Linked DNA regions of Homo sapiens: region 1 is linked to region 2. The links are chromatin loops, found by intact Hi-C in ENCODE. Cell type or tissue: A673. All regions are shown on one strand. Links, peaks and the distances in the headings refer to the core of each region. The heading gives the core; the rest is flanking DNA.

What was found. Peaks named below come from ENCODE experiments on the same cell type or tissue, not always from the same donor. Only the 100,000 strongest peaks of a DNase experiment are listed, where the experiment ranks them.
Region 1: a loop joins it to region 2, with 17 times the contacts of the local background. A loop is called at or near these places in 1 of 110 quality-filtered maps.

Annotation. Positions count from the first base shown.
Region 1 is chr7:122,967,923-122,973,323 of GRCh38, forward strand. No RefSeq gene overlaps it. Among named protein-coding and RNA genes, the nearest start is that of TAS2R16, 25 kb to the right of the region's middle. In A673, for the core only: no CTCF peak of the experiment used is centred there; DNase peaks (open chromatin) are centred at 2,829 and 3,199; H3K4me3 peaks cover 2,602 bases; H3K27ac peaks cover 5,000 bases.
Region 2 is chr7:123,041,516-123,046,916 of GRCh38, forward strand. No RefSeq gene overlaps it. Among named protein-coding and RNA genes, the nearest start is that of TAS2R16, 49 kb to the left of the region's middle. In A673, for the core only: no CTCF peak of the experiment used is centred there; DNase peaks (open chromatin) are centred at 2,336 and 2,766; H3K27ac peaks cover 2,266 bases.

The DNA of each region.
Region 1 (5,401 bases), core at 242-5,241, 73 kb before region 2:
GGCACAGAAAGATAAATACCACATGTTCTCGCTTGTATGTGGGAGCTTAATTCAGCTCATTATATGTGGGAGCTAAAAAATTCAGTTCATAGAAGCAAATAGTAGGATTGTGGTTATTAGAGGCTGGGAAAGGTAGAGAGAGGGAAAGATAGGAAGGGTTGGTTAAAAGATATAAAGTTACAGCTAGATGGGAGGAATAGTTCTAGAGTTCTGTAGCACTGTGTGGTGAATATGATTAACAATAATTTAAAGTATATTTTCAAAAAGCCAGAAGAGAGGATTTTGAATGCTCCTAACATTAAAAAATGAAAAATGTTTGAGATGATAGATATGCTGATTACCCTGATTTGATCATTACACATTACATACATGTATTGAAATATCATTCTGTATCCCATAAATATGTATACTTATGTATCAAATAAAAATAAAAGGAAAAAATATGTTTTTTTAAAATTATAAGTTAAGAAAGGATAGAGGATGTGTATTTACAGAAGACCCAGTGATACAATCACCAATTATTAAAAGCTTTCTTATTTAACAGGCTTTTTATTGTTTTTGATGACAGACATGATGATAATAATAATGACAGCTAACATTACTGAACTAGGCACTGTTCAGAGCACCTAATGTAAATGAACTCAGTACATGTGCCGAGAACTGTATTGAGTATGCAACATGAATAAAACAGTCCAAACCTCAAAACAAACCTATGAGGCAAATACTATTATTATCCTGATTCTATTGAAAAGTGAGGAACAGAAACGTTTAGTAAATCACTCAAGATGTCACAATGGCTTTTTCTTTTAAAGCAATGAATAGTTTTAGTGCGCGTGATCCCAGAGAGAGGAGAAATATCAGTGGCTTGAGATCACAGGGGAACAAATTTCAAATCGATACAGTGAAGAAACTTTGGGAGTAAAAGCTTTTCTACTTAGGGGACTTTGTCCTTACTTTCCATCTTCTTGAAACTTCCTTTTCCTGTAATGTCTGTGGAAAGCACTGCATGATTCTTGCTTCTCCATGGGGATTTTCCAGATTTTGCCAATATTATTTTCATATCACCCACACCCATTCTCTCTTTGCACTATTGAACTATTAAAGCATTCATAAAAGCAAGTGTGGTTTTGTAATTATTTGTATGTGTTTCTCACCTATTACATTTAATCTACCTTATTGCCTAATACACAGTCTTGAACAAAGAATGGATGTTAGCAATTTTGATTGAATTAGAGAAAACATTTTAAAAAGACATTTATTCTTTACAAACCATTTAAGTAGTTTGCCCTAGCATAGTTGTCCTACTAATATAAATTGAATTTACTGATAGCTTCACTATGTATTCTAAAATATGTTTTATTTAATGATTATATTTCCACTTCTCTAAAAATTTATTCTTTAGAAATTCCACAGGAAAATTGGATTCATAATGATCATAAAATCAGTGGGGGTATAATCATCAACTTTTTAAAAATGTGAAGCCTTATAGTATGGTATTATATGGAGTAAAACTAAACGTTTGGCAATATTACAGCCCTTAGTTTTTGGTGTTCAAATAGGTTGCAAATCTGATCTTTGCTTAAACTTACAGGATTTTCACATTTATTATAAGAACATATAAAAAGAAACCAACCTGAATATTTTTCTAGCCACTTCCAGCCTTCTTAATAAATGATCTTTCATTATTTAATAAATAACTATGCTGAAACCATTTATCTGAACTAGCAACTACATACTAAACTGAATTATTAAAAGTTGTATGGGCAGTATTTAAGAATTTATATGTACTATAATTTAAATTGTTACATGTTTTGTAAACAATGCACTTCACCATGATTTTGCTTTCTAATTAGTATGCCATTTGATAGCAATGGGCAAAAAAAGAAACTTTTATAATAGATTATCATACTTTTGCTTTCATCACTAAAAGCATTGACTATATATTTTAACAATCCAACTTACACATTGTCCCCTTTGTTTTATATTCAACAGTAATACTATACCTTACCTTCCTCATTGCCACCCTTATGCTTCTCCCTTGACTCCCAGGGAGAGCAATTTGGCTGAGTTACTCCTGAGTGTTTCAAGCTCAGGTCACTGGATATTATTTGTGGAAATTCCCTTCTTTCTTCTTTCTTGTTCTCCTTCTCCTTCCTTCTCTTCCTCCTCTCTATTCCTCCTCTTGATTTCTTTCTTTCCTTCTCCACCTTCTTCTCTCCTCTTTATCCTTCTTTTTGGTCCTGTTTTTGCAAAGGAGAGGAGGAACAGACTTGAACTGGTACCCTAAATGTTCTGCCATGTTGCTGCAAATTTTTCTCCATCTAATTTTTAAATGACCCTTTCATTTTGTTCTATACTTTGCATATCTCTTGCATTAAGGAAAGAAAAATTGGAATTAAAGGAAAACGAGGATGAAAAGAAGTGGAGGAAAAAATATTAGAAGTTGGAAGGGAAATAAGGAAAATTTGGAGTGACGTTACAAGGAAAAGAAAAGTTGTGTTTAAAAGGAGATCCAAAGGCTCTGATAAAATATAGGTAGAAGAATCAGAATGAATGTTGGTAATTAACTTCCCCATCCCACTCCCAGTCTTTGTAGATATTCTTTTAGTATCTTAAGCTCTATCATATTCAGTTTTCTTTGTCTGACTTTTTTCTTTATTTTATGAAATTAACAACATTTAATACACTCTGACAAATAAAAAAATAACCAAACCAGGTTGTCATCTTCCAAAAGCTCTCTAAATCCAAGTGTGCTGTAACCAACCTCTTTCATGCTGACACAGTGCCCATCCCCTCCAGCTCCTGCTGCACCGTGCACAGTTGGCCATGTCCACAGACTCAGAAGATATAATATCAATTTAATTTTCTTTTCAGTCTTTTATTGTCTTTTGTGCCTTTTAAAAAAAGTCTCAACTACATGTTGTGATTGCTCCAGCTTTATAAGATAGAATTTAATATTCTTTTTTGATATGACCACACATCTAATATTTGCTCCCCACTGCTCCTGCAAATAGTAAGTTAAAATTGTTTTTCTTAATATAAGTCACTGTTTCTCCAGATTTCTTTGTGTTTCAGAGTTGGTTAATCCACTTTAAATCAGCAGCCTGTCTGCCTGCCATTCTACTCCCCTGCCCCATACCCCACGACTATATATTCCTTCCTTCCTTCCTTCCTTCCTTCCTTCCTTCCTTCCTTCCTTCCTTCCTTCCTTCCTTCCTCATGATAGTTAGTGTGTTCTCGTGAGATCTGGTTGTTTAATAATGTGTGGCATCTCCCCTCATCTTGCTACTGCTCTTGCCTTGCGAACTGCCTGCTCCTTTTTGCCTTCCACTGTGATTGTAAGCTTCCTGAGGCCCTCATCAGAAGCCATTGCCAGCACCATACTTGTCCGGTCTGCAGAACCGTGGGCCAATTAAATCTCTTTTCTTTATAAATCACCTAGACTCAGGCATTTATTTATAGCAACACAAGAACAACCTAATACACTTCCCTTGAATGATTCTTTTCGTTTCACACTAGAGAGCTTCCCAGTTCCTCAGCACAAAGGAAGTAGGTGTTATTTCCTGAGGGAGAGACTGCATCATCTTCTCATGTTTACACATCAAGACCTTAAACTGTATGTAAATACAAGCTGTGTTCCATGTAAATACAAGGACCTTTTTATGCTCTTAGAATTGTTTAACCAAACAATTGACTGAAATATATTTTTCAGATGGGAATGAACACTTTACTTGTGACCCTGACCTTAGCTTATAATAATTTTCTCTCTCTGATCCCCACCCTTCCCCCATATAGGTAGGAAAAGAGGACCAGGGACTATTTTGTTCCACTAAGAATTTAAATATGGGAAATAATTTGTAAAACATATGCCTGAAATATTAATAATGACTATATATGTAACTGAAGCAACATTTAAAGAGGTAATCCATGATGGCTGAGTGAGGCACAGTAGCAATATTAGGAAAAGCTGTTGTATTATAATATTACTGCTAAAATTTGAAAAAGCAAATGTTAGCTAGAGAATAAAACCCAAACACCAGAGCAGAAGCTGGTTTCAGTTTTCATATATAAAATATTTATGTTTTAGTAAAAAGCAAACCATTATCTGCCCTTTCCTGTCACCTTCCCTGTCTCCACGAGGTTGTAGTTTTGAAATTAGCCTTTCTTCTAAGAATGAAAGCACGAACACTCTACGAACAGCTTTCTTTTCTTATATGATTTGTCCCCTTAAATGATTGGCTCTGCAGGATCCTTAGTTTCGTGGACATTATATGTTTCATGCAGATCAACTTGTAACCTGGGCAACAGTGTGGAGGGCCTGGGCTATACTATTCCAGGGTGAACAATGACATTCAATGTCACATTCCCCTTAACTAGAGACAGTGAAAGTTCTGTCACTCCTCTGGCCGACATCAGCTAGCCTGTGAGGAAAACAGCCTGGGAAAGTAGATTGTAATTCCACACAGATATGTTGAATCACGATTTAACCTGCTTTTCAAATCATGAACATTGGGGAACTGAGGTTTGTATCTCCTGGTAGGGGAAGAGGAGGATAGAAAAGGTAGGCAAAGCCAGGTAGCTTTAGGTTAGGATAAGCTAGAGGCAAAAAGTTATGGAGAAACACAGAGATTATTTTTAGAAATCAAAGAAAGCTGAAATATATAGGCCAGTTTACTTTTTGAGAAACCTTGTGTTCAGGAATAACCTAGAACCTAGAATAAATTGGACTATTGTAGAGTAGCTGATTGTGTTGTCAGGAGAGACATGAAAACATTTCAAATGACTAAAAATTAATGAGAAAGGATGTGGGGCATTAGAGAGCCTGGGAATTAAAACTGGTCAAGAGAGCTTTCTTTTCATATATTTTTCTCTGTTTATCCAAGTTCTCCCCCCACCTCCTGATTATGTAAGTAATATGTATTTATTGTTGAAAATTTGGAAAATAGAGAAATGGCAAGATAAGCAAAAATCAGTTGCAACCTACCATTAAGACAACGAATAATATCATCAACATTTTGATGTATTTTCTTCTTAATCTTTTTTCTTTGGCTTTTATATCTCAAAATGTAGCTTAGTTTTAGTTTTTATCCACGTTATATATGCACAAGGCTTTAAAAGAACAAGAGCTCTGCAAAATTTATTAAGAGAAATGATACTTTCAAATTTTAATAGATTCTCTTGATATTAACCCCATTACTGTAAGTAACATGCTTATTTTTGCCTTTAAAGAAATTTTTGTACTATTTAGTTGATAATCCACAATGTATGCCTTTCCTTAATACTTCCTCTATCTACTGTTACTACATATGCAGTCCGTGTTCAAGAAATAAAAATAAGCTTCATACTATATACCTTTCAAACTAGAAAATCATAGTACATATTTGGAAACCAGATGAAATTT
Region 2 (5,401 bases), core at 101-5,100:
AGGAGTACTGTGATTGGTGGAAATGATGTTTTTAAAGCAGAAATGTCAAAAGTTGATCAGTTTATTTAATAATCATTATTGTAATAAATGACTTTTATATAATGGGCAATTGCTTTGGCCAGGAATATCAAAATGTTTTCTGGATGGAAATGCAATATGTAGCAAATTTTGTCATTGTACTAACATTTGGTCATGAGAATGACAAAACTATAAACCAAGATAATTGACTTATACAAAGCATATGTATCAGCAAACTCAAGGAATGGATAAAAGTAAAGAAAGATCATCAGGAAAGGAGGTTGCATCCATAGTCACGTCTTTTTATTTTTCTAGAACCAAAAGGCCTCCAAGCAATACTTCTCTATTTTATATTTCGTTTTAACTTTCTCTGACCTCCTATGGATACTGATGAACTTCTGAAAAATTTTGGAGAAAATACTGGAGCTCTAATTTGACCAAGACAGTGGAGAATATTCCAGTTCTATTTCTCATCTTGTGTCTCCTTATGTTGTCATAAGTTCGTGTCTTGATCTGTTTAAATAACTCTCCAAGATATATTAAGATGCTTAAATTAATCATCAGCTGGAAAGCACCTCTGATATGCAGGTAGCATGACAAGGTGGCTATAACCTTAGACCTGGAGATTAATGTTGCTAACATGTATGTAGCAAACAAAAAATAATCCAGGTCCTATAGTCTGCAAAAAGGGTGAAATGTTCCATTTTTTCTATTTCCTTCTTCGACCAAAATGTGTATGCTCTCTCTCTCTCTCTCTCTCTCTCTATATATATATATATATATATCTGTATATATATCTACATGTATCTGTATATATCTGTAAATATCTATATATATCTATATAGATCTACATAGATATATATAGATCTATCTAGATAGATAGATATAGATATATATCTATATGGATAGATAGATATAGATATATATCTATATGGATAGATAGATATAGATATATATCTATATGGATAGATAGATATAGATATATATCTATATGGATAGATAGATATAGATATATATCTATATGGATAGATATAGATATATATCTATGTGGATAGATATAGATATATATCTATGTGGATAGATATCGATATATATCTATGTGGATAGATATCGATATATATCTGTGTGGATAGATATCGATATATATCTATGTGGATAGATAGATATATATCTATGTGGATAGATAGATATAGATATATATCTATGTGGATAGATAGATATAGATATATATCTATGTGGATAGATAGATATAGATATATATCTATGTGGATAGATAGATATAGATATATATCTATGTGGATAGATAGATATAGATATATATCTATGTGGATAGATAGATATAGATATATATCTATGTGGATAGATAGATATAGATATATATCTATGTGGATAGATAGATATAGATATATATCTATGTGGATAGATAGATATAGATATATATCTATGTGGATAGATAGATATAGATATATATCTATGTGGATAGATATAGATATATATCTATATGGATAGATATAGATATATATCTATATGGATAGATATAGATATATATCTATATGGATAGATATAGATATATATCTATATGGATAGATATAGATATATATCTATATGGATAGATATAGATATAGATATATATCTATATGGATAGATAGATATAGATATAGATATATATCTATATGGATAGATAGATATAGATATATATGGATAGATAGATATAGATATAGATATATATGGATAGATATAGATATATATCTATATGGATAGATATATCTATCTATCTAGATAGATAGATATACACACACCCATATATACATAATATGGATTGGTTGCATCAATACCTGTATTTTCTTTTGATGTGCAGAACTATGAAGAGGAGGCATTACTAGATAGGTATGACCACTAGTGCAATTTATAATTCAAACAATACTTGAAAACTATTTTCATAAATTTATTATTTTATTACCACAAATAAATGTATTCCTGTTCACAACATCCAGAAATGAATTTGAGCACAGTCCATTATGAGAAAGAGAGCAGATTTTTGACTAGCTGATACAGATGCAAATGGAGCCACATAGGTGAGCAAAATTACTTTACATCAAGTTGCCTTACTGTTAGATACAGTCAGTCTCCTATAAGGATATCCTCTTTCTCTAGTTTCTGCCCTCCTCTTCCTCCAGATTGTCATCTGTCTTCTCTAGCCTTCTGATACTCTTATAGGGTCCAGTTTCATTCTGTGGGCAGTTTCAGGGTCTCTGAGGTCAGGGTTACTGACAATTGCCATGTCAGAGACTGATAGGTTCTTACCATTCCTCAAAGAAAGAGGCTTCTTTTTTCCTAGTCTCTTCAGAATGGGTCATCTACAATATACATGCTCAGTTCTTTCCTTCCTTCCTTCCTTCCTTCCTTCCTTCCTTCCTTCCTTCCTTCCTTCCTTCCTTCCTTCCTGCCTTCATTCCTTCCTTCCTTCCTTCCCAGAATGGGCCATCTACCATATACATGTTCAATTCCTTCCTTCCTTCCTTCCTTCCTTCCTTCCTTCCTTCCTTCCTTCCCTCCCTCCCTCCCTCCCTCCCTCCCTTCTTTCCTTCCTTCCTTCCTTCCTTCCTCCTTCCTTCCTTCCTTCCTTCCTTCTCTCTCTTTCTTTCTTTCTCTTTCTTTCCTTCTTTCTTTCTTGAGACAAAGTCTCACTCTGTCGCCCAGGCTGCAGTGCAGTGCTGCGATCTCGGCTTACTGTCAGCTCTGCCTCCCAGGTTCAAGAGATTCTGTCTCAGCCTCCCGAGGGGCTGGGATTTCAGACACTCACCACCACACCCAGCTAATTTTTGTATTTTTAGTAGAGACAGATTTCACCATGTTGGTCAGGTTGGTCTCGAACTCCTGACCTCAGGTGATCCATCCCCTCTCCCTCCCAAAGTGCTGGGATTACAGGCATGAGCCACCACGCCTGGCCTCACATGTTCAATTTTATCTCATGGCAACATGTTACGAAGCAAATGAAGTCTCTGTCTTACCAAAGACCCTCCTCATCACAGTAAGGAGTATATGGAAATAAAGGAGTCAGAGAGAACAGAGAAACTGATTATCCATTCTCTTGCTATCCCCTTACTCCAAAACATATTTGATTGGCATCTGCTTGAAGAGACTTTGGATGTCTTTCTAATACTGGCTTTTGAGTGACTTAGGCAAATTGTAGACTCCTTTTTGATATCAATTTGGAAATAAACTGCTATAATTTCTGTACTTTCTGAAGGGTGGAAAAACTGTGCTTATGTAATATTAAAAACATCCTGTCAATTCAGTTAAAAATTAGAATTGTTTGTTTTTACAATCAAAAGCTCTGATTTTATAAAATTGGGCTTCTAGTTTTATTTTAACTGCTTACTAACCAGGTTTTTCTGTTGCTTCTTTAAGATAACTGGGAAAACATTACTGTCCACTGATTTCACGAGGTTGTTGTGAAGAACAAATGAGAAAAATATAGGTAAAATTGCTTTGGAAAGTGCAAAAAAAATTATATAATGGTGAAAAGCATGTCCTTAAAATAAACCTTCAAATGAATTTTTCTTTTTTTAATATATGTAGGTTGAACATAGGGGACAGTGCAGGCACTACCAGTAATGCAACCAGCATTTGATTTCTTGCTTTTCTGCTCTAAAAGAACTTTGATTTAGTTGGAATAGCAATGTGCCTAACATAAGACTCCTTTGCAGGTAAAAGCAGCCACATTTCATAGTTTTAACCAGAGAGGTATGGATAGAAGTTATTGGATAAGATCTCTGGAAAATCTCTTTGAAAGAAGGACTAAACTCTACTAGTATGTAACTTTGTCCTGCTCTCTTCCTCCTTCTTCCTTCATGGGATGTGGATGCTTTGGTGTAGAATTAAAACAACTACTTTATGACCTTATGGTGACCTTAAAATTACAAACCACCAGAAAGAATAGAAGACTGGAAAGGCCTAGGGTGCTTGGGTCATTGATGACATCCTGGGGCTGAAGCATCAAGCCCTGAAATATCCAAATCCAAATTAGTCATGTTACATGGGAAACAAAAAATCCCTATCTTTTAAAATCACGTATTTGTTATTCACAGTCAGGGTGTTTCTAACTAAACCAGTATAATTATAGGATCTATACTTTCTACCAATTGATTTTAAGTACTCATATATCCAATGATAATATTTGATAGTTCTACTGACATCTCATATAATCTTATATGTCCCACTGGCATTTCACATGCAGGGACTCTACAATTCAACTCATCCTTGTCACAGAAGTTTTTTTTTTCTTATCTTTTATTATTAAACTCAATGAAAGGCATCACTATTTCTCAGTCAATAAAGCAATTTTTGCTTTATTGGGTGTTAAACTTTTAAACCACCCTTGCATCCCCGGGGTAAATCCCACTTGATTATGATGAATGATTTTTTTAATGTGTTGTTAAATTCAGTTTGCTAGTATTTTGTTGAGGATTTTTGCATCGTTGTTCATCAGGGAGGTTAGTCTGTAGTTTTATTTTTTTAATGTGGCTTCGTCTGGTGGTGTTATCCGGGTAATACTGGCCTCATAGAATGAGTTTGGAAGTATTCCCTCTTATTCCATTTTTTGGAATGATTTGAGGATTGGTATTAGTTCTTTAAATGTTTGGTAAAATTCAGCAGTGAAACTATCAAGTCCCAGGCTTTTCTTTGCTGGGATACTTTTTTAGTATGGCTTCAATTTTATTACATTTATTATTGGTCTGTTCAGGTTTGGATTGTTCATGGTTCAATTTTTGTAGGTTGTATGTCTAGGAATTTGTCCATTTCTTCTAGGTTTTCAAATTTGTTAGTATAGATTGTTAATGATGCCCTCAAATATCATTTGAATTTCTATGATATTATTGTAATATCTCCCTTTTCATCTCTGATTTTATTTATTTGGGTCTTCTTGCTTTTTTCTTTCTTAGTCTGGCTAAAGGTTTATCAGTTTTGTTTGTCTTTTCAAAAAATCAACCTTTGTTTTTGCCGATCTTTTGTATTGTTTTCTTCACTTTAATTTCATTTATTTCTGCTCTGATCTTTATTATTTCCTTTCTTCTCCTAATCTTTGGTTTGATTTGCTCTTCCTTTTCTAGTGTTTTAAGGTGCATCATTAGATTGTTTACTTGAAGTTTTTCTACATTTTTGATGTAGGCATTTAGAGCTATAAACTTTCCTCTTAGTACTGTCTTTGCTGTATCCAGTAGGTTTTGATATGTTGTGTTTTCATTATCATTTGTTTCCAGAAATTTTAAAATTTCATTCTTAATATCTTCATTGACCCATCATCATTGAGGAGCATATTGTTTAATTTCCATGTGTATATGTAGTTTCCAAAATTCCTCTTGTTTTTGACTTCTAGTTT